Linked DNA regions of Mus musculus: region 1 is linked to region 2. The links are chromatin loops, found by intact Hi-C in ENCODE. Cell type or tissue: heart. All regions are shown on one strand. Links, peaks and the distances in the headings refer to the core of each region. The heading gives the core; the rest is flanking DNA.

The links. A loop is a pair of places that touch in the nucleus more often than their neighbours do. Peaks named below come from ENCODE experiments on the same cell type or tissue, not always from the same donor. Only the 100,000 strongest peaks of a DNase experiment are listed, where the experiment ranks them.
Region 1: a loop joins it to region 2, with 7 times the contacts of the local background. A loop is called at or near these places in 10 of 42 quality-filtered maps.

The regions. Positions count from the first base shown.
Region 1 is chr2:165,228,841-165,240,800 of GRCm38, reverse strand. It overlaps Cdh22 (cadherin 22), which reads left to right and starts at 6,064. Exons shown (of 12, transcript NM_174988.3): 1 at 6,064-6,246. It overlaps Gm36748 (a long non-coding RNA gene), which reads right to left. Exons shown (of 3, transcript XR_375215.3): 3 at 7,887-11,960. In heart, for the core only: CTCF peaks have their summits at 5,780, 6,006 and 7,222 (motif pointing left); DNase peaks (open chromatin) are centred at 5,640, 6,065 and 7,240; H3K4me3 peaks cover 2,499 bases; H3K27ac peaks cover 1,279 bases; H3K27me3 peaks cover 7,823 bases.
Region 2 is chr2:165,331,609-165,343,568 of GRCm38, reverse strand. No RefSeq gene overlaps it. Among named protein-coding and RNA genes, the nearest start is that of Elmo2, 11 kb to the right of the region's middle. In heart, for the core only: a CTCF peak has its summit at 6,181; no DNase peak of the experiment used is centred there; H3K27me3 peaks cover 1,469 bases.

The sequences.
Region 1 (11,960 bases), core at 2,250-10,249, 100 kb after region 2:
CAGAGGAGGTCCTCAGGGCCAGAAGTCCCAGGCTGATGACAGGCAATGGCTCATAAGTTCACACTATCAGCTAGAATTGGGTTTTGAGAGATAAATAGGAGTTCTCCGGCGAGTCTGAGTCCTAACAGAGTTCCAAGTGGTAAGAACACTGTGAAAGATCAGAGTAGGATAAAAGCCTGAAATAGCTTGGCGTTTCCAGGATGGGAGATGCAGGAAGGAAGCCAGGAGCAGAGCAGGCAGCTGGAGAAGCAATGCCCTGCTCCTCCCGAGTGCTGAATCGGGAATGGTGGGCTTTTGGGTAACTGCAAGGAGCTATTTTTAGATGGGTGTTCCGGCTTACCAGAGCAGGTGAGGGAGGGAGGCACTACACTCTTCACGCATGAGGACCAGCATCGAGGGGAGGCCCTGGTTCTCTGGCATCTTGGCCCAGCTTTCCTGCTGTTGAGCGAGTCACCCACCCCATGGTGGTCTCTCCCCACTGTCCTCCCACCTATCCCCACCCTTTCAATAGCTGCTCTTTTTCCAGGCCAGGAATAGAACCTCATGTCTGACAATCCTCAGTGGTGTTTAAATTTAATGGGCCTTCCTGATTTCTTTTTTCCTTTTCCTTTTCCTGCTCGGCACCTGGGCTGGGCGCTCTGCAGCAGCCCTGGGGAGAGGCAGGTGAATAATTCAGAGAGAGGAATGTTTGAAGTGTGTGTTTTGGGGGAGTGTGGGTGGCAGGGCTGTCTCACCCTGCAACCACAGAGCAGGAGGGGATCAGGGAAGATGCTCCAGGTGCTTGGGCCCTCTTCCAGTCTTCTGGGTCTTTGGGGACCTTCAGGAAAGCCCCGGGGACCGTCCTCCCATCTCCACACAGCCACCTGCAGTGTCAGCCTCAGAGCTGCAGAGCTGTCGAAAGGCAGTGAAAGGGGAAGTCAGAAGAGGCACCTGCCCCCGCGGGACTCCTGACTTTGGATCTGGATTCAGAGGGATCGAGAAGAGGGACGGAGCAAGCATGGAAGGCAGAAGGCTGGAGCCTCGCCCCAGGCAGAAGCGCGGTGAAGCTGCCAAATGGGCTCCAACAGCCAGTGGCGCCCACCTGTCACCTTGTCTGCTGTCCAGGGTGCTGCCGGCTCTTAGGCCAGATGGGAGTTAAGGATTTGGACAAACTCTCCTGTTCTGCACCTCCCCGAAGCAAGGCCCAGGCTCCTTTTCCAGCTTCACTCTCCCCGTGCCTGCCACTCACACACACCTGCAAACAAAGCGCCTTTCAAGTGTCCAGCCTTCATGCAACCCAACATTTTTATTCATCTCTTCACAAATGTTTATTGAACATCTACTATGATCCCCCTCCACTGCACATAGCAAGAAACCAAACAGGTTGCTTGGCCAGCTAGAGTGCAATGTCCCAACCCTGTGCCCACAACTCCAGGAGAAAGGAAAAGAAGAGAGGGAGGCTGGCTTTGATCCTGGTTTCTCCTCTAGGCCATCTGCCCTTGATAACCCTTGGTTTTCCCTCCTGCAGTATGGAGCCCACCATCCTACCCAGCAGAGCCATTGCTGCTGTCCGTGTTAATTACAGCAAACATCTATTCTAAGTGTCGGGCATGGCTTCATGCATTTAACCTTCACCCCAGACCTCATACATCAGCATTGCTAACGCAGCCTTGCTTTTCTCTGTCAAAGTGCTGTTAAGTGACAGTGGTGGGATTTGAACCCAGTCATTCTGGCTTTGGGCTGGTGAGTTTGAACATGGTGAGATGTCATGTGTGTGTGTGTGGGGGGGGAGCAAATTCACCTATCTCTGCTTCCCAGAGCTCCCAAGTGCCAGCTGCCAGCCTGGTCTTGCCTTGGTCCAGCCGGTCCAGCCAGTAGCCCTAAGGCCTTCACTTCCTCCACCTTGCCTGCCCCCTGCCCCACCCTGTGCTGAGCTCAGCTTTGAAGAGCTCAGCTCACAAAGCACTAGGGCCACGGTGGGTGTCCCTCCACTCTGCCTAGGTCGAGGATCCCCTCCCAGGAGGCACTTAGATGAGCCCCAGTGCCCCCCTCCCCACAAACACCGCCTTGTGGGCTGAAGGCCCCATCCTGGCATTGACATTTCTTTGGTTGTTCATGTCACGGCCCTTCAGTCTGCGCAGTTTTACAAATGTGCTGGCGAGATGAAAGGCGCCGGGAACAGCGACTGCAGAGCAAGTTCGGAAAAGCTTTTAACTTCCAGCTCCCACGGACAAAGAGGGAGGGGGAGAAGGAGTGAGGGGGGAGTGCAGGAGGGAGGAGAGGAGATGCAGGGAGTGGGGGAGAGGAGGGATGAGAAGCAGGGAAAGGGGAGGAGGAGGAAAGAAGTGAGGAAGGAGGAGAGGAAGACAGGAAAGGGACAGGGGGAGGTTAGAGCTGAGTGACAGGGAGGAGGGAGACTTCAGAGGAGGGAACTTATGACAGACAGACAGACAGACAGACAGACAGACACAGAGAGGGGGAGCAGGAAGGATGGGTCAGAGAAGAGAAGACAGCCAAAGACACAGATTGGGGCGGGTGGGGGTGGGGCCAGGTAGAAAGGACAAGTGAGGACTCACATTCAGAAAGCATCAGAGAGTTCCCTGAAAGGCTGCTGGGGAGGAGGAGACAGAGACAGCATGGAGGGCGGCAGAGAAGAGCAGACAAAAATGTGTGTGTCGAGGCAACAGACAGACACAGGGACAAGCAGGATGACAGAAAGCCATGGGGGCTGTCGGTGGGGGGAGCAGAGAGGCAGGTAAGACCCTGTGGGGTCTGCAGTCAGAGATGGAGAGGAAGAAATGGGGAGAGGAAGAGCCTGGACCCGAAAGCACAAACACACACACACACATGAGCACACACACATATACACACAGACACACACACAAACATGAACATACACACATGAGCACACACACATGTATACACAGACACACATGTAAACATGAACACACACATAAATACACACACATGCCGGGTGGTGGTGGTGCACGCCTTTAATCCCAGCACTTAGGAGGCAGAGGCAGGCGGATTTCTGAGTTTGAGGCCAGCCTGGTCTACAAAGTGAGTTCCAGGATAGCCAGGGCTATACAGAGAAACCCTATCTAAAAAAACAAACAAACAAACAAAAAAACGCATATATACACACACAGACACATACATAAACATACAAGACATACATATAAACATATGTACAAACATATAAATATACATACACATATACACACATAGATACACACATATACATACATATAAACACATATGCATACACATAAACATGCATATAAACACAAAAATACACATATAAACACACATATACATACATATAAGCACACATATAAACACACACACACACACCCCTGTGACACCTGTTCGGAGGCACACTATGTTGGAACAGACCCCACTGTTCAGGCCCTAATACTGAAGCCCTGATGGTCAACTAGAGCTGACTTTGCCCTTCAGGGGACATTTGGCAGCTTTTATAGTTGTCACAACTAGAAGAAGGGGGTGGTGCCACAGGATTTAGTGAGCAGATATTAGAGACGCTGCTAGGCAGACTGCCATGCACAGGACGGCACGGTGACAAAGGATTATGGGTCCAAATGTCATGCGGTGGAGGTGAAGGGAACCTGTGTTCAAGAGAGGGCAAAGCCAGGGGTGCAGATGACTACTCCAAAGGCCATAATGTACCAAACCCCGCTGGCTCTTCTGATGGAATCTCACAAGTTCCTCCCAGAATAATCCCCAGCCACACCCCTCCCCCAAGTCCTCCATGACTTCATCCAGACCCTGGAAGAGCAAGAGCGATACTCTCCTTGTATGCTCACCTCATACATACTATAGCATAAAGAAACCTGGGATGTCCTAGGCCTGTTGCTTGCCTGGAAGCAACAGTCCCTGTCCCTTCAGCTCAGAGGCCTGAGGAGGATCAAAATCCCCACTATCGCCACTATTCCATGTGCACTGTGACTTTCTGCAAGTTTCACGTTTCTCAGTGCCCCAGCCTCCCTGTCTATAAATTTGTAGGTTGTCTGCTGTGTCAATCAAATGAAATAATCTACATAAAAATTAATAGGTAGTACAGGGCTTACTAGCTGCTGTTGTTACATTGGTGTCATCTGATCTGAGTCAATGCTGGGAAAGAGACCTCTATGACACCCCAAGATTTTCATGGGATCTCTTCCTGTTCTTGCCACCTACTGCTACAGTCAGAAGAGCCCTGGCTTACCCTCTTCCAGAGCAGAGAACCCAGGCAGGATGTACTAACTAATCCACTCTCACCACTTTGCCTGTGTATTCCTGATATTCCAAAATGTTTCCTCGTCTGTAAAATAGGACCGATCTGCATACAAGCAAAATCACAGCAGTTCTGACGATGGTGAATCTCAAGTGCTCCCAGAACCCAGGACGTGAGGCCGCCGAGAGGAGGTTTTTGGATAAGGGTAGGAGGCAACCTAAAGGGGAAGGTGAGATGTTGGGAGAGTAAAAGGTAAGGCTCTAATGGAGTTCTGGGGAGAAGAGACTTTGTGGCTTACCCCACTGTGTGCAGGCAAATGTGGAGGCTATCACAGCCCAGGCCCAAACAACCTATGGCCCTGTAATTAGGTCAGAGTCCTGAGGGGTCAGCACACAGCCAGGCCTGGGGCAGGGACAGAAAAGAAGGATCCACAGCTGCAAAAAGTGAGTCGGGGAGAGAGGGAGAAAGCAGAAAGTGTGGAGATGCATCTGGAAGGCCAGCCTCTGGTCTCTGAAAGCATGAAAGAGTAGAGGCTAAGAATAGAGAGGTTGGGGAGGAAAAAGACCAGGAGACTGCACAAAAGCAACGCTTGGGAGATCAATGAAGGGAATGAACCGAGAGAAGAAGGACTTAAGGGAGGGAACCGGCTGTCGAGGTGGAGAATAAATCTCAAAATAAATAAGAGTGATGGAGTTCAGCTGGAAGGACTAGAAATGCAACCACCCAGAGGAGACACCAGTCACTAGGGAGGAGTGGGAGAGTGGAAATTAGAGCTCCCGGTGGTGAGCAGGCCAGGGCGAGCTGGAGTATGGGTCCCTAGGGACCATCAGGAATCAGGGTCTCGGAGGGAGGGCGTTGTCACCTCTTTAACTCAGCGTCTGTTTTGCAGGCCAGGATGCTTGGTTAGGGGCAGATGGCAAAGACATACAGCTGCACGGTCACTTCAGTCACCTGGCTGGCACCCATGCAGCTAAGAAAAAGGAAACAGTCTAGGCAGAAAAGACATCGGGCATTGGGCTAGCTGAATTTGAGCAAGAACGGAAAATCTGGCTTTGCAAGCGTTTCTGGACAGTGGGGGGTGGGGGTGGATTTTATTAGCCTCATGCTAGAGGGCACGAAGTTTAGGCTGGACTGTCTTGTTTGCCTACTCTTTTATTCTGGCTGGAGGCACAGGACTTCCAGAGCTCGCTCCTAAAGAGGAATGACCAGCGTGGCTCTCTTCCCAGGACAACTGACCTTCCACCTGCCAGCAGACTCCCAGCCCCGGGGCAGGGGCTCTGTCCACCTCAATGTTCAGTGATTGTCTCTGAAGCCTCGGTCTGTGCAAAGGGCCTTTCTGGGCAGCCAGCCAGGGGTGGCCACTTGAGAAGCCCGCCTCTACCTTCGCTTGCACCCCCTTCTTTTGAAGCCGGGCTTTCATAGTGTGTGGGGGAAGGGGGGCTAGATGCAGCGAAGTCTGGCCAGGGGAGTGGTGGGGACAGGGTCTAGTCTGCCACGGGTGCCTCGGGGCAGCTGAACCGCCAGGCAAGGAGGGAGCCCGCTCCCCTCCTGGGGGCGCTCCCTTCGCGCGGATCTGGGCTGGGAGGAGGAGAAGGAGCACTCCCCCGGGGGCTTTCCCGCTGCCGGCGACGGGGGAGACGGAGCCTCCGGGCCCCGCAGGCGAGGGAGGGGTGCGGTCGGGGCGGGGGCCGGGCTCCCCGGCTGGCTGCGGGGTCCGGCCCGGCGGCCGCCTGCGGCTCGGCGCTGCTCGGCGCTCCTGCCCGGCGGGCGCTGCATTCTCCGAGTCTCCACCAGAGGCTGCGGGAGGAAGGAAGGGATCCGTCCCTTGCACACTTCCCCCCTAGTCAGACACGCACACTCCCTCGCTCTCTCGCTCCTCCACACACGCGCGCACTCGCCGCCGCGGCTCCCCCTCTCGCTCCCGCTCTCCCTCGGCTCCTCCGAGCGGACGCCAGAGCCGGACCTGGCTGTGATCCTGCCGCTTGCTGGCGTCCCAAGGCGCGGACCAGGGTGCAGTCCGGCCGCTCCCCAAGGTAAGAGCGCGCGGCACCCGCGGGAGGACAACCGATCGCCGCTGGGGAAGGCTGCGGGCCGGGAGGGTGCACGGGCCGGGGAGAGGCGGGCGCGGCGCGGCGCGGGCTCCGGGGCAACAGCTGAAGCGCGCCCATCCCGCGCCCCCTCCCCGGCGGGGAGACAGGGACTTTCCCACGTCCAAACTTTCCCCGGCGCGGAGCCCAGCCCGGCCACCTCCCGGCCCGGGAGTCGCGGTCCCTGTGTCCTGAGCTCCAGGATGCCCCCGAGGCCGGGGAGGAAGGGGGTGTCTGCGCCAGGGGTGTAGGGCCGGAGTGCGGGGAGGGGTGGGGAGATGGAGAATCCAGCCTCTGTACGGGCCGGGACCCCGGCATTCCCGCCGCCCACCCCGCGCCGCCCCGGCTCGGCTCGCAGCCCCTCCCGGAGGCCCGGCGATCGGCGCGGCGGGAGCGTGTGCGCCGCGCGGGTGCGTGTGCGGGTCGAGCCGCGGCGACACGCGCGGCTGCGGCCACCCCTGGGTGGGGTGAGCTGGACAGGCTATGAGGACCCTTGTGGCCCTGCCGACGTGACCCCCTGCTCCCTTCGGCCGTCGGATGGCCGGTGGAGATTGAGAGGTAGCTCTACCCTCTTCATCCGCACACGACTCCGGGGACTCTGTCCCCACCACGGAGAAGGACCGGGCTTCACAGGCTCACGTCCAAAGCACGCGCCACTCGGGACTGACCCTCCGGAGGCCGGGGTGCGGAACCGGGAGGCGTGGACCTTGCGACTGTGAGGGCGTACAGGCTGCGGGACCCTCGATAGACACTATCCCTAACCACGTCTCCCTTGGCTCGGGACCTGACTTCGCCACTTCCGCTGTGGCCTGGTCGGGTCCCTGCCCCAGCTTGGGTGCTGCTGGAGACGACCCTGTAGGGTGCAGCGGGCGGAGCGCAGAGAGAGGCTGGAGTCCCCCGAGGTCTCCCCAAGCCGCAGAGGCACCCCCTGCTGGCGGGCACAGCAGCGACGGCTGAAGCCTGCGGGGCCCGGCCGGTTGAAGGCTTGTCCGGCTCGCGCTGCTAGGAGCCCCCTGCTTTCTCTCCTACCCTTCCTAGTCGGCGGCGGCGTTGGTCGGAGGGTGTGCGTTCCATCTGATGAGCTCCCTGGGTCCCAGAACCAGCAGGAGTGCTCAACTTGGCCAGAGTCTTGATTGTTAGTATTGGCTACTGCCTCTGCTTCTTCTCCTTCTGTCCTGGAAGCCTATCCATTATGTCCTCTGTCCCTCAGAGTATCTCCCACGCTAGCCCACCAGTGCCCACCCTGACTCTTTTTGGGATGTGGGGGCTTGGCCCGTCTCATCCTCAGTGTTGCCACCTTCTTTCACCCTTCTTGCCTCAGTGTCTGTCAGGTCAGAAGGCATCTTCTTCCCCAAGCCAGCCTCTACTCTGCGGCAGCAGGATTCCCGGCTTTTTCCAGTGTTCCCTTAAACACTGCTTGGGATGAAGTGGGGGTGTCTCTGTGATCTTCCTTCACTACAAGAGTACCTGTGCTCCCCAGCAGGTGCTTTACCAAGCTAGGTCTCTCAGCCTAGGACATCTGCCTCTGGGGCACCCTGTCTGATTCTATCTACCTGGGCTGTCCTCCTTCCCATCCTGAAGTATTTATTGGAGGGTGGGTTCTGGGGTCACAGGGCAAACACTATCAAAAGGCAGAATGGGAACCCAGACACCCTGATATCCGGGCCTCACCAATTGTATGCTGGGTGAGTGTGAGGGAAAATGGATCCATTTCTTGTCCTCAGACTGCAGGCAAAGCAGGAAGGCGTTTGCTTCCATGCAGCATGAGGTATTTAAGGTAGATCCCCAGAGCTCTCAGGGGGAGAAAGCTGTTAAGTGAAAAACTGTGGTGACCCTGGGTACATGTGTATAGTGTGTGTGTGTGTGTGTGTGTGTGTGTGTGTGTGTGTGTGTGTGGCTTGGTTGCTTTTGCACAGAGGCTGGGCCTCAGCCTCTTTCCCCCTCTGGGGTTCTCTGTGTCCGTATCCTGTGGAGTTCTGAGACTCCCTGTGAGGCCTCGGGCTGGAGATGGAACAGGGATCTTCACCACAGCAAAGTTTGGAACAGTTTATTTACCACACCAATAAAGGAGTTGGCCAATTAAATTTCCTCTTTTATCTGAGTTTTTCTCTTGTTTTCTTCCATCAGGAAAATCCATTGGAAATACAGCCCGGGGGGGGGGGGGGAATGAGTTTCTGTTTATGTAACTGCACCCTTGCTGGGAAGCCTAGGAGAGGGTGGGGGGCTAGGCTGAGACCCAAGCTAGGGTTATACCAGCCCTCCCTCGGGAACCAAGACAGGCTGCATCAGTCGTTCTTGGCTGGGAGGAGACCAACACCTCAGTCCAGGCTCAGGAACTGAAGCCTTGTTTCCTGAATGTCCCCCACATACAAAGGAGGCTCTCCATCAGCTTTAGCTTCTCAGAGCACCCTTAAGATGGAATGTTGGATGGGATGCCTCTGCTTCTTGGCCGCTTGAGTTCTGTAACTGGGATCTCTAAAAATAAACAAAAACAAAAAACAAAAGCCTAAGGTCATGTTCCCACCCCACCCCACCCCTGCCTTACACAGGACAGGCTCTGATCTCAACATTGTCATCCAGACAATGGGCACTACTAGACTTCATCTCACAAGGAAAGGGTAAAAACTAACAGGAAAGTTACCTTGCACAACAGCCTGAGTCTATGTATGTGCGAGGCAGAGGTTTAGAACAGGGAGGCTGGAGGCATAGCTGTCGTGCCCTTGGGCTGGCTGTTGACTGTCTTGAGGGCATTCAGCACAGGAGGAGAAGAGGATCTAAAATCTATTTGGGCTCCACTCAACAAGTCGGAGCCCTAAAGGCACTGCATGAGCCCGGAGGAGGGCACACTCTCCTCTAATTTGCACAAAGGTGATGCTCCTGGGTTCTGGGCCCATGTTGCTGCTTGCCCTAAGAGGCTCCTGTTTTGTTAATGCTAAGGACACAAACAGTACCCACTCCTAAGCCAGACTCTCTTACAGGGGACCATGCCTCCCTACATCTGAGTATAGTCTGGGTCTGAGTATAGAAGGTTCCAGAGCCTGAAGGTGCTTCTTTACTACCATGCTTCCTCCCGGCCCCACCTTACCTGCAATCACGTGGAGGGGACGGACTCCTTATTTCCTCATGAGAACCCCCAGGCTTTGACTGTCTGCTTGCCACCAACCAGCTCTGTCGATGATGCAAGCGGGGCTTATGACTTGGGGCCTGTGTGACTTTGGACAAGTTACTTCACCTCTCTGAACCTCTGAACCTCAGTTGTTAGGTTGCTGAGTGGGGAAAAAAAGGAAAGAAGGAAAGAAAGAAAGAAAGAAAGAAAGAAAGAAAGAAAGAAAGAAAGAAAGATGCATAAGTTAGTTTCCTCTGCACCATGATGGGCACTTAGGTCGCTGGTTAACCACAAAATTGATTATGGTAATACTCTGTTAATAATCCTGAGCGCAATGGCTTTGCCACAATGGCTTGCCTACCTGGGGGCTAGAATCAGACTTTTTCTGATCTCAGGCTCCTCCTGAGCTTCCAGGGTTGTGGAAACTGGCTGGTTAAGTAGCAAGGGACAAAGGAAGGTTCTAGATTTCACAGATTCGTTTTTGTCCTAGTTTCTGCCTTCTCTCCCCCAACCCATCCCGTGATTCCCACTCTGACTCAGGCATCATGATGGAAACCTCCTCGCCAGCCTGCAGGCCTCCGGTCTTCCTCCTACCACAGTCCTTGCTGCAGTCACAGGCATCCTTCCTCAGCACAGGTGGGATCACGTCACTTGCTTGATTAAAACCCCTCCATGGCTCCCCATCGCCTACTGAATTAAGTCTAGATTCTGCACAGTGACATTCAAGGTCCTTGTAACCCCTCTGCATCCTCTTTTATCTTCTACGATGCCTCCAACCCAATGATCCTGCTCAAGGCCTGAACGGCTCTTCCTCTCAACACCCAGTCCAAAGCCCCATGACCCAACTTACGCAACAGTCTCTTCCCTAGGTCACACATGCACTTGTCTGTGCAGTTTTCCATCCGTTCATCATCTAGTTGGAAAAAAAACCCAACACACGAGCATGTGTTTGCTAGGCATGAGTTTGTGCTGAGCGGTGTGCTGAGGGTGGGAAACACAACTGTTAATCCCAGACAGCAGGAGGCCATCGGTCCAGCATGGCCCGCGGATAATTAAGCGGTTCTCAGCGCGGTGGTAAGAGCTGTGGGTGAGTGGCAGAAACTTTCAGAGTGAGGTATAAGCAGGGCCCTGTAGGATTGAATAATGGTCCTTTAAGGAGCAAGGGGGAGGCAGACTGGAGAGGAAGGGGGCTCCAGGCTCAGGGGTTTGGAAGTCCCCTGAGGGGGAAAGGGTGGGAAACTGCCAACCCAGTTGCTGAAGCAATTGCATGGAATGGGGATCCCAGGGAAGCCACCCCTGGGGCTTCGGAAGCAGGGCCTGTATGGCTGGAGAGCCACAGGAAGCAGGAAGGCGATATGGGATGGTGTCTCTGAGCAGTGGGGACCCTGAGGGTCTCAACAAGGGAAGCACCTGGTGACATTTGTCTGCAGAAGCTTCAGCCCAGCTGCAGGGAGAGTGGCTAAATTGGGAAGCCAGGTCCAGGGCTGCCATTGCTAGGCCTGCTACGACTGCTGCCTTTAGGGCCCAAGAGGGCCAGATGAATGCGGTGGACACGCGTGTGCCCATGTCTGGCGCATGAAGCTCTTGGGTCATGGTGACAGTAAATATGGGGCAAGGGTTACAGAAGCAGTGGGGACCGGCCGGGGACAGATGCTTGCGAGAGGCTGACGGGACCCAGGGTACAGTGATGAAAAGCCAGGTTCCTTGTGGGGGCTGGACACATGTCTGTGAGGTCCCAAGGCTGAGGGGGTTCACCCCACATCTAGTCTGAAGCATTAAGAGGTCTTGTAGGGCTCCTAATTCTCGGGTTCAGATGCTGCCCAGTGAGCCCTATGCCACCACCCAGTGGCCACCACTCTGCCTCGAACCCTAGGAGGAGATTTCCCTCTTTCTTGCTCTCCGCATGTCCTCAGTGTTTCTCAGCCAGAGCCACTTTTGGTCCCCAAAGGACATTGGGTGATGTCTAGAAATGAATCCGGGTCAGAGGCCATTTCTGGCACCCGGTGGGTGAAGGCTGTCACTGACAACAGTGCCAAGCCACCTACCACCGGCAGGATGTCCCCACCCCTGGCCACTCCAACCACGGAGAAGCCTGCAGTACATAGAGGGCCCACGCATGGAGGGAGACTCCACAGAGGCTGGTGTGGACATTTCCTTCTGTCTCCTGGGTGTGGAGCCTGGCATGTGGCACACCGCCAGCCTGCCTCTGCTGCATCAAGTGTGGGCTTAGGGAGGGGCTTAGAGCCACTCAGTGTGGGAGCCAGCACACCTATGGCTCCTGCACGGGGAGATAGCCACAGCTCCGAGGCCAAGGGCAGCCGCCCGGCCTAAAGTTCGCCAGCCCCTTGTCCTTGCCTTGTTCATTTCTGGCATTTGTTTTTCAATAGATCATGTATTATTATCATCATCATCATTATTGTATGTTTGTGTGTGTGTGCGTGTGTGTGTGTGGGGGGGCACACGTGCCATGGCATGCAGGTAGAGGGCAGAGGCAAACTTTGTGCAGTCAGCTCTCTCCTCCATCTTCTAGGTTCCGGGGATGGACTCAGGAGGT
Region 2 (11,960 bases), core at 1,786-9,785:
AATTACTTTTGATGAATAACAACGAGAGCATAATATTAAAAAAGACTTGTGAGGTGTGACCAAGCCTGAATTCTAGCATTTAAAAGCTGCATTAGGAAAACAGAAATGATTAAAATGAGCAGAGAGGTCCCAGGTAAGGCAGCGATTAAAGCAGAGACAGCTTTAGTTTTCACTTTCAAATTCTGTGAAATGCCAAATCCCCAGAGAATGTAGGACAACGAGGAAAACGCCTACATATGAACGGTTCACGCTGGCCACACATTAAGCTCTTGTACACTTACTTTGTCTTTAGGTCTCTTTCTTGCACACGCGAGCTCGCGAGCGTGCGCGCGCACACACACACACACACACACACACACATTGTTTTCTTGCACACACATGCATGTATATTGTTTTCCTGAACTGTTTGGAAATAAGTTTCCCATGTTATGACATTTCTCACTCAAGCATGCATGCCCCAAGACTAAGAATTTCTTATCATCATAACTGGCTTCTCTAGAGGAGAGACCTGGAAACAGAGATAAACTCGAAGCGAGCTCATTAGGGAGGATTTGGGATCAGAGCCCGTGAAATGGGAAGGAAGGGTTAGAAAGAGGGAAGAGGTGGGCTGTGACAGAGAAAAGCAGAGCTGCCTCTGTTAGCAGCTTCCACATTGCCTTGAGTGGAAGTAAAGAGAGGTGAGGCTGTACATCTTTATGACAACCAGGAACCGGCCATGGTGTAACCCAGTACTGCAATAAATAAAGGGAAGGAAGGAAGGAAGGAAGGAAGGAAGGAAGGAAGGAAGGAAGGAAGGAGAGAGAGACATACACAGAGAGAGAAAGACAGAGAGAAAGAGAGACAGACAGACAGACAGAGACATGCCCTCTGCTGGGGCTCCCAATGGGTTTCTTTTTATAAAAACTTATTTTATGTATGTGAGTACACTGTCACTATCTTCAGACACACCAGAAGGAACATGAGATCTCATTACAGATGGCTGTGAGCCACCATGTGGTTGCTGGGAATTGAACTCAGGACCTCTGAAAGAGCAGTCAGTGCTCTTAACCACTGGGCCATCTCTTCAGCCCCCAGGGGGATCTCTATAAAATCAGCATCCCTGTGAGAGAAGATAGATGCATAGAATTAATAGAAAACCTACTAATTCAAATACATTAAAATTTTTTTTAAACACAGAATATGCAAACATGCATGAAATATTTATCAAAATTTATTATCTACTTGGGCATGAGGAAAATTGTGCAAAAGCCAATAAACTAAATATTTGACCTGTAGTAAAAATTATTTAAAACCCAGCCCAGGGCTTCTACCCTACCTTGGTCATTAAGATCCCAGATGAAAGACACAGACAGCCTTTATATCCTCAATATACCTTAAACGGCACAATAGCTGGGCAGCTGCCTACCCTCCATGCTGTTAAAATCTACTTTCCTATCGATAATTCTGAGTTATTACTTACTATTTATTGGGTTCCATCTTGACTGCTCCTAGCTCCAGACAGGGTTTCTCTGTGTAGCCCTAGCTGTCCTGGAACTCACTTTGTAGAACAGACTGGCCTCGAACTCAGAAATCCGCCTGCCTCTGCCTCCCGAGTGCTGGGATTAAAGGCGTGCGCCACCACGCCCGGCTTTTCCTCTCTCTTAACACATGGCTGCTTCCTTTCTCCTCCTGCACATTCTTTCTTTAACCTATGATGGCTTCTTTCTCCTCCTTCTGCCCTCGCCATCCTCTCTCCCCAAGTCCCCAAAACCTCAACCCCACCCATGTCTCCTCTGTTGACTGTTGGTTTCTTTTTTTTACCAATCACAATTAACTGGGAGCAGGGTCACTAAGTGTCTTATGTGCGAACTCTCTCATCTCTGGGGTAACCAGTCTTGGGGGCCCCGAATTAGCATAGAATACAAGCAATATTAGGCCAACCCACTACATTGATAAACAATCTAAACCAATATAATATAAAAAGAAAGATCTCAAAATGCCACAGACCATACGCCCACATGTTGGAAATTAAGAGTAAAAACCACACTATTAGATCACCTTTGTATCCAAGGAAATAAAAATTAAATTTAAGATGACCCAGAAAGCAGTCAAAGGAGCCATCCTCATACAAATGCCCACAGGAGACAGAGGGCATCCCTATCAGAAAGGACATGTCACAGGCTTGAGAAACTTCATTGGTCAGGCATAGTGGTGCACACTCGAAGTCCTAGCACTCAGAAGGCAGAGGCATGTCAGCCTGGTCTACACAGCAAGCTCCAAGCCAGCCAAGGCTACATAGTGAGACCCATCTCAAAACCAACCAACCAACCAACAAGCAAGCAAAACATAAAGCCTCCATCATGCAGTCAAGTTTACATGTTGCTCCAGCCTGCAGGTGCCCTGAGCCCAGCTTCTGCTCGCTGTCAGTCCCTCCTCACACTACTCTGTCCCAGAGCAGTGCTGTTGAGGCCCTGTACACACGCATGCATGCATATACACACTTTAAGACATGTACATGTATGTACCTGAACACATGTACAGATGTTGTGGGGAACCTACCAGAAAGGACCACTCAGACACAGTTTATAGCCAAATTGAAAGTCTTTATTTCAGCTGCCCAGGATCACACTCAGGTATTCGGTTCCTGAATTAGTGTAATGCTAAGTGCTTAGTGTAAGGGGTTTTTAAAGGCAAAAGCTATATCCTGCTATCTTGCTGGGTAGCTACAGGGAAAGGTTTTGCACAAGCAGACAATTTAACAGGAGCTAAGGTAAGTTAGTTAGGGGCATCTTGACCTAAGGTTCTTATAATAGAGTTGGTTAATTTTCCACAGGATCCTCCATCAAGGAGATCAGATTCTAGTTAAACCTAAAATGACCTCAGCAAGAATACAAAATAGAGGAACCTCTGCTCTGCCTTGGCCTGTCACACAGATATATATATACATGTGTATACATTTATACATGGACAGATGTACAGACATATGCATGCACACATGCAAATACACATATATACACACATATGCAGACAAATGTAATACATACACAAACATATGCACATCTATATACAGGCGTATAGACACATCCACACACCCTTGAGTAAAGAGTATGAACAACATCTCCAATCACAGTCCCCTGGCAGGATGGCAGTGGCCTCTCTAGGGTTTAGTTGAAGCTCTGAGACAGCATCTCTGGGAGTAGGATGTATCCTCCAGCCTGTGCTCTGGTATCTTAGGAACAAGGACCAGATGCAGGATTAGTCACATGGCCACATGCAGGAATAGTAGGCTAAGGAAGGAAGGGCCACATCAGCTGGGATAAGCCACCCTGTGGGACGAGGAGCTCGGGAAGCTACTGAACAATGGGGACCCAGAGCACTCCTGGGACGGCTTTAGCTGGGTTGAGGAATGACCGTTAGACGAAGGCCAGAATAAAGGCTCTAACCCGGAAGATAAGGTTTAGACCACCCATGTTGAGAGGATGCCAGACTGGGTGACGGAGGAGAAAGGATGATTTCAAAATGCCACCCTGGCCTCAGTTACAGCAGCGGACACTGCAGTTTTGCTCACTAGCCTTCTGAATGTTGAGGAAGTGGGCTGGTGTGATGGCTCAGTGGGTACAAGGGCAGGCTGTATAGCCATGAGTGTCTGAGCTGGAATTTCCAGTCAAGAGTTGCCTGGCTGTGTGCACCTGTAACTCAGAGCTGAGAGGAGCAGAGACAGGAGGATCCTGCTTGGGGGAGAGGGACATGATGGCATCCAGCCTAGCTCCAGGTTGAGTGGGAGATCTTCTCTCATGGGAGTAAGGTGGAGGATGATAGAGGAGGCATTTGAAGTCCTCTTCTGACTCAGCACACACACACAGTCATGCACATCTGTACAAACGCATGCACATCCACTGCACACACATACAACCACCTATACACTTGTATAGCCACACACTCACACATACACCATGTTTGCACCCCTCACTCACAAATTCATATACACAAACAGAAACACATCCATACATTCACATGTATGCACATTCATACACACACACAATTTATATTTCTCTGCTTACACACTCTGCCTGTGAATTTGAAAATGAAGGTGTTTGGCCCGGGTCATACATAGGGAACATTCAACAGACACTTATAGAAAACAACCAGACAATGTGTCTGGAAGGGAGGAGTTCTCCTATAGAATTCACCAGAGCCACAGGACCTTGTCCCCAACCAAGACAGTCCCCAGGGAAGAGTGGTGGGCCTCCATTCCCTCCAGGATGTCTGCCTTCATTTCTCAACCAATAGGCAGTTGGTTCTTCTGAAAATCCCCAGTCAGAGCAGCAGAACTTCGAGGTGTCTGCTGGGGCAAAGGAAACAGACTAGGCCCCTCAGATGCCACTTTTCAGGGTGAAGACAAGGGATTGCACGAGAGGGGGAACCTTCTGCGTCAAAGCTTGTTTGACTGATTTTTTTTTTATATACTGGGAAGTGAACCCCCAGCCTTGGGCCTGCTAGGCCACACTCACCACATGGCTCTCCCTTCTGTCCTCTCTTTACTTTCGGTTTTGAGGCGGGGATCTCACTAAGTTGCCTGAGCTAGCCTTGGATTTGTGATCCTCCGGCCTCAGTCTTGAACTTACTTTGTATGGAGCCCAGACTGGCCTTGCATTTGCAATCCTCCTGCCTCGGTCTTCTGTGTCGCTGGGATTTAGGCTGGCACTGTTTATGTCTTCTAGGCCTGTTCAGAGATGTCCTGACCTGCTGGAACTCATGCCTCACACTTAGCTAAAAATTTCATGTTATTAATTAAGATGTGTGCTGCTGTCACCTTAAGTCCTCCTGCTGGTGAAGCAGTTCCTGGGGCCAACCCTGGTGCTACAAGGGGCATAGATCCTGTTCAGAAAAGTGCACCTCCCACAAGAGTCCATGACCTCCCCCCCCCTTGTACACTGAAGTAGCCCACCATGGAGGGCCAGCACAGCTTCTTAAGACATTGGGGGGGCTGGAGAGTTGGCTCAACAGTTAAGAGCACTGGCTCTTTTCCCAGAGAACACTGAGTTCAGTTCCCAGCACCCAGATCAGGCTGCTCCAAAGCCCCTATAACTCCAGCTCCAAGGAACCCACCTGCCTCTCCTGGCTTCCTCTGGGCACATATCCACATGCCGACACGTACACATCATAATTAAAAATAAAACACTCCTTTTTAAAAGTTCTGAAAAGCTTGGCATGCCGGCACACACCTTTGATCCTAGCACTCTGGAGGCAGAGCACAGAGTGAGTTCCAGGACAGCCAGGCCTCCACAGAGAAACCCTGCCTCCAGCCACAACAAGAAGTAGAACAGGACAACAAGAAATGAGAGCCTGTGTACCGGAGGGTTTCCATGTAGTTCTCTGGCCAGGCTGGTTGCAAGGGTTCAGGCTAAGGGGAGAGAACTCTAGCAGAGAGGGGGAATGGCCTCTGCTGCCACCATCGCTGCCATTGTCACTGTCACTGCATCGTTGCTCCAAGACACTGCACTGGGTGGTCGCTCTGCTCTAGGTCAGGCTAGGTCAGACGAAACTGAGCTGGTGGGAGGCTGACCAGCCTGTGAGGGGCGTGGGGGAGCTTCTGGAGGCGTTTCGGGAGAGCAGTTCTCTTCTCTGGTAGCCGTGTTACAGCTCTTATGACAGAAGCACTTAGATGTTGGAGTTCTTCTTACACACCTTCAACCCCATACAGTTTTGGGGTGGGTCCGGGTCTGACAGTAGGTGCTTAAAGGTTGGGGATACCTTATCTACATGTGGGAGGGTTTGGGGTGCTACCTCTGTGTGACTGATGGTCACAAGTCTCTCTACGGGTGTGTGTGTGGTGGGGGAGCTATGGCTACATGATAGGGACCTGGTTCCCAGAGCAGGCAAAGCTCCTACCATCCCTTCAGGGTCTCTGGGACTTCTAACCTTAGCTCAACCTTACCAGACTTCCTCTCACAGTCCACCACCCCCACAAACAAACCTGAGTTTGGGAGATGGAGGCAGAAGGATGAAGAGTTCAAGGTCATTCTTGGCTACATAACAAGCTCAAGGCTAACCTGGGCTATATGAAACCCTGTCTCAGAAAAATCAGGAGACAGAAGGTGGGGGAGGGAAGGAAGGAGAGAAGAAGGAAGGGCAGAAAATTTAAAAGAGAAATCTCTCAGTGTCCCCAAGTGAAGCTGTTTCTAGGAGACAGGCCAGGGGGCGCTCCAGACCTAAGGGATGTGGTGTGGTTTCCAGAGCTCTGACCCTCAAGGTCAGAGTCCACTTGTTTGAGCCCCAGATCTGCTACTAAATAGCTGTGGAGCAAATGGCTTAATTCTGTAAGCGCCAGCTTAAGCCTGTGAAAAATGAGAGCAATAAGAATAATTCCTGATCCAAAGAGTCGGGGGGTGAAGGTTCAACCCGATGCAGTGTAAAAGTCCCCAGGAGTGAATAAATTAATGCGCAATTCTTAAAATGGTGCCTGCCCTCCACCTCTAGTTACACTGGTTAGTGGTCTTTATTATTTTCATTGCTTAGTGTGCTGGAAATTTTGCAAATCTCATTGACTAGCCTCCTCCCTACACACACACATACACACACACACACACACACACACACACACACACACACACTTTGCATGTTGCAAAAGGGTGGCTTCCTGATCCAGCATGCCTGTCTCTCAAGGCTATCTGAACTTGCCCCCTTGGGGCTGACAGCTCCCTGCTCCCCACAGTCTCCAAGGCCCTGTCCTTTCTTCCCTCTGCTTCTACACACACACAAATATGCCAGAAACCTCAGTTCCCAGAAGAACGATTTCCCCAAATTAAGTTATTGTGAATTATGTGCACCCAGCCTCTGAGAGCCAAAGCAGACTGGCTGGCTGCCTCGTGCCCTTTGCTTCTTGCTTAAAGAACCAAGTCCCCATAAATTTCTTCCCGTGCTGCTTTTGCCCATTTTAAACCACTTTGTCTCTCTTTCTATCTGAAGCCGAGTGCTGTCTCGAGAGAGACGAGGTAATGTTGTCTCAGACCTGGGCCTCAGACAGAACCAGGCTTAAACACCAGCTCCCTCTTAACCAGATGACTGAGGCCTGGGAACAATGGCTGCCGCAGGGTTTCCCTCTGTAAAAGGAGAGTGCTACCAGACTGTGCATCCGAGGATGAAATGAGAAGGGAGCCTGGCATAGACGCTCCTGTACAGCCTGTCTGTGAAGGTACGAAAAGGGGCCAGCAAGATGGCACAACAGGAAACACTGCCTGTTGACCTGAGTTTGAGTCCCAGAACTTGCAATAGGAGACTCCTGGAAGTTGTTCTCTGGTCTCCATATGTGTTCTGTGGCATGCACACATGCATATCACACACACACACACACACACACACACACATACACACACACGGCTGGTCTCCATATGTGTTCTGTGGCATGCACACATGCATATCACACACACACACACACACACACACACACACACACACACACACACACACACACACAGTGGTGGTTTGAAGAAGAATGGCCCCCTAGCCAGGTGTGGTGCAAGCCTTTAATCCCAGCACTCAGAAGGAAGAGGCAGGTGGATCTCTATGAGTTCAAGGCTAGCCTGATCTACAGAGCTAGTTCCAGCCCTGAGAAACCCTGTCTAAAAACAAACAAAAAGGTTGTCCCCCATAGGCTCACATTTTTGAATGCTTGGTCATCAGGGAGTGGCACTACTTGACAAGGACTAGAAGGTGTGGCCTTGATAGAGCAGGTGCTGTCTTCTTAGAGGATGGGTGTCATGGGGGGTGGGCTTTGAGCTTTCAAAAGCCCAAGCCAGGCCCAGGACCTCTGTCTTCCTTACATGTGGATTCAGACATGGGTCTCATTACTTCCCCAGCACCATGTCTGCCTGCACACCACCATATTCCTTGCTATAAAGAGAATGGATTAAGCCTCTGAAACTGTAAGCCAGCCCCAATTAAACGTTTTCTTTTCTAAGAGTTGCTGTGGTCATAGCCAGGCAGTGGTGGCACATGCCTTTAATCCCAGCACTTGGGAGGCAGAGGCAGGCAGATTTCTGAATCCAAGGCCAGCCTGGTCTACAGAGTGAGTTCCAGGACGACCAGGACTACACAGAGAAACCCTGTCTCGAAAATCCAAGAAAAAAAAAGATCATGGTGTCTCTTCACAGCAGTGGTCATGGTGTCTCTTCACAGCAGTGGAACCATGACTTGAACACCCACAGGTGAGCACACACATGTGCACACACATAAACACACATGAATATGACCAGAAGGAAGTAATTTTTAAAATTAAAGGGATGAAAAATTAAAGTCAGGAATGGTGGAGGTGAGAGTTCAAGTCGACTCTGAGTTATGCGAGACCTTGTTGTATTAACAAGAAAGACTCTAAGAGTCTGTCATGAAAATTCCCTGGGGGGGGGGATAGAAACAGTCTCTGCCCCCTCCTTATGCCTCCCCCCAAGGACAAACCAAAGTACAATACACCGGTAAATTTAATGGGCTTACGTACAGAGCGTGGGTTGCTATCAGAAGTTTGGGGGAACCGCAAAGCAGCCTCATCTTTTTCCAGCATAGTTGATGGCTTCCCCATGGCCACAGAGATGGAGTCCTCCCTTTTAGTTAACCTTTCCCAGTCTATACAGTCTAGTACCTCTGAGACACCCACTCCAAGGCCATGACAGCTTGGGTGGAATCCCAGACAGTTGGCTGGGTAGTGTCAGAACCCACCAGACTCTCAGGGAAGAGCCCAGTGACTCTCTCTCTCTCTCCCCTCTCTCTCTCTTTCTCTTTTTCTTTCTCTCTCTCTCTCTTGGCTTTTCGAGACAGGGTTTCTCTGTGTAGCCCTGGCTGTCCTGGAACTCACTCTGTAGACCAGGCTGGCCTCGAACTGAGAAATCGGCCTGCCTCTGCCTCCCAAGTGCTGGGACTAAAGGTGTGCACTACCAATGCCTGGCCGCAGTGACTCTCTTTATCCCCCTTCTTCTCTGGGAAATGTCAATAGCCTATGGGTCCACTCATGGTCTCTCGCAGTGAGGCGCAGCTGACCTGGTGAAGACAGCAGCTCTTCCTCCCCTCCCCCCAGACAGAGTTTCTCTGTATAGCCCTGGCTATCCTGGAACTCACTCTGTAGACCAGGCTGGCCTCAAACTCAGAAATTCACCTGCCTCTGCCTCCCAAGTGCTGGGATTAAAGGCATGCACCACCATTGCTCAGCAAGATGTCAGCTCTTATGCTCAGAGGACCACATTCTACACTGCAGTCTGTCTGACAGAATTTGTGGATGCTGCTGCTGGAAGGACCAGACGTTGCTGTGGAAGGAAGCAGTGCACTGTTTGTCAGTTGTTTCTTTGCTGGAAAGAAGAAGAAGAAAGAAGAGGAAGAGGAAGAGGAAGAGGAAGAGGAAGAAGAAGAAGAAGAAGAAGAAGAAGAAGAAGAAGAAGAAGAAGAAGAAGAAGAAGAAGAAGAAAAGAGAAGAGAAGAGGAAAGAAAAGAAAAGAAAAGGAAAGGAAAGAAAAGAAAAGAAAAGAAAAGAAAAGAAAAGAAAAGAAAAGAAAAGAAAAGAAAAGAAAAAAAGAAAAGAAAAGAAAAATCAGAAAACACCAGCTTAGAAAGGAAAAGGTTTCTCTTAGTTCACTGTCTGGAAGATTCCATTCCGTGGTGGGTGGGCACTATTGCGTTTTAGACTTGTGATGATGTGATACATTGTGGACTGAGCTGGTGGTGGAGGAGACCTGCTCAAGTCATGGCTATGTCTAGTAATCAGGAAGAGACTGTTGTCCCACTGTGCCCTTGGAGGACAATAACCCCAGTGACCTAAAAACCTCCCCTAGGCCAGGCCTCTTTCAGGTATTCACCACTTTCTAAATAACACCAGGCTGAGGACTGAGCCTTTGGGAACATTCAAGTTCTAATAACAGTTAATGTTGGTGCTCAACTTACAGAGTCTAGACTCACCTAGGAGACAGGTCTCTGAGCACATCTGTGAGGAAGCTTCTAGACTGGGTTAACTGAGGTGGGAAGACCCACTCTGAGTGTGGGTGACGCCATGCCATGGACTGGCATCCTGGACTGAATAAAAAGGAGAATTAGAGCTGAGTACCAGCGTTGTCTCCCTCTGGTTCCTGACTGCAGATACAATGTGACCATCCGTGCCACGGTCCTGCCGCCCACCATAACGGACTGTTCCCTTGTACTGTGAGCAGAAGTAAACACTTCCTTAAGTTGCTTTTGTTCGGTTTTCTTTTTCTTTTTTTTTTTTCTTTTTTCCACAGAAGCAATGAGGAAAATGACTAATATAATAAGGTCCAAAACAGAGGTGGTGGCACCAGGGATTGGGAGCAGGTCGCTGCCCTGATCTGGGAGGAGGGGAGAGACGGTTCTGGTGAGGAGAAGGAGCAGGGGAGCAGGGGGTGGGGGGGGCTGCTGTTGGGCTGGGGAGAGGAGAGGCTGGTTTTTAGCTTATGGTTTCTTCCCTCAACCCCATTAAAACAAGAAGTCACAACTAAGAGGGTGAGGACTCACAAACTGAGATGAGAAGATGCCCCGGAGCTTTTGTGCCTCTGCGTGCTGCCCCGGGCCACGTGGTACAGCGGCATCGCCCAGCTGTCAAGATGTTGTAGTTTGCTCTGGCCCCATGCAGCGCTGGGCCGGGGTCTAAGGAGGGTTGAGATTTCTCCCAGCAGTAACTGGGGAGGGGAGAAGGCATCAGAGTTAAAGGAAGTAAAGGAGGGATCTGCTGGGCGAGATGGGGAGTGAGGCCATGGGGTGGGGCTGGGGAAAGATGAACTGTACAAAAGTAGGTCAAAGGGATTAGGGAACTGGGAGGGGGCGTGTCCCTGTGTTCCACTTTCAGATGTCTTTAGAGGGGAACTAAAAAACTAGGGGCAGTTCGCTCAGTAAATAATGAACAGTTTAAAGCTTGGGGCTAGGGAGATGGCTCATCGGGTAAAGCGAGGAACTGGGGTGGGATCGCTGGAACCCACATAAAAACATAAAAACTCAGTGTTACGGGTGTGGGGGGTCTAGTGGAGAAGACAGGTGGATCCTGGGAGTTCATTGGCCAGCCATTGTAGCCAAAACAGCAAGACTCAGTTCAGTGAGAGATGCTATCCCAGAGAAGGTGGAAGGGGTAGGGCAAGATGGCTCTGCAGGGAAAAGACTTGCTGAGCAAGCCTGACAGTTTGGCTTTGATACCTGGAAGACATGGTAGAAGGAAAGAACCAATCCTGAAAGCTATCCTCTGACCTCACATGCACATACACTATGGCCCATATCTCCCCTACCCACCACTAATAGTTAAGAAAGGCAGAGAGCAATACAGGAAGATACCAGGCATCAAGCCCACATACACTCACGCACAAAGGTTCACTTAAGTATGTCCATGGGCATGCACACACAATTGAAAACATATGATTAACTGAGGTCCTTTTATGACCCCAGTACTGTACCAAGTGCTCCATATTTACTGTGTCCTAATGAACATCCATTGAAGCTGTCACTATTATTGTCCCATTGCATGGAGTCTCAGAAAGATTTAGAATATCATCTGGGGGTATATGCTGAGGTCCAGCCTGGCATCACAGGGTAAACTAAGGAAGGCAAGAGAGATGTCAGCCATTGTAGGAGCAAAGATTGCTTACTCTTGGTAATTTTTCTCTTTCTTTAACTCTTTGATACTTTGTGCCCAAAAATCACTGCCTTCTGGCAATTAACTCCTGCTGATAGCAGCAAGGGATTCCGAAGTTCAGTTATTTGATCTCTTATCTCTCTGACTCAAGGGCCTCTTGCTGCTCAGGCCAGAGGCTCAACTTGGAATTCATTAACTCTCTGTGAGCCAGAGAAAAAAGATAAAGAAGAAAGTCGGACATACACACAGTCACACAGACACACTCACACATACTAACACACACAAATACACTTTGGTTGGGCCTGACCAACTGTTTCATCAATTCCCACACATGTTCATGCATACTATATGCATACACATATATCTACAC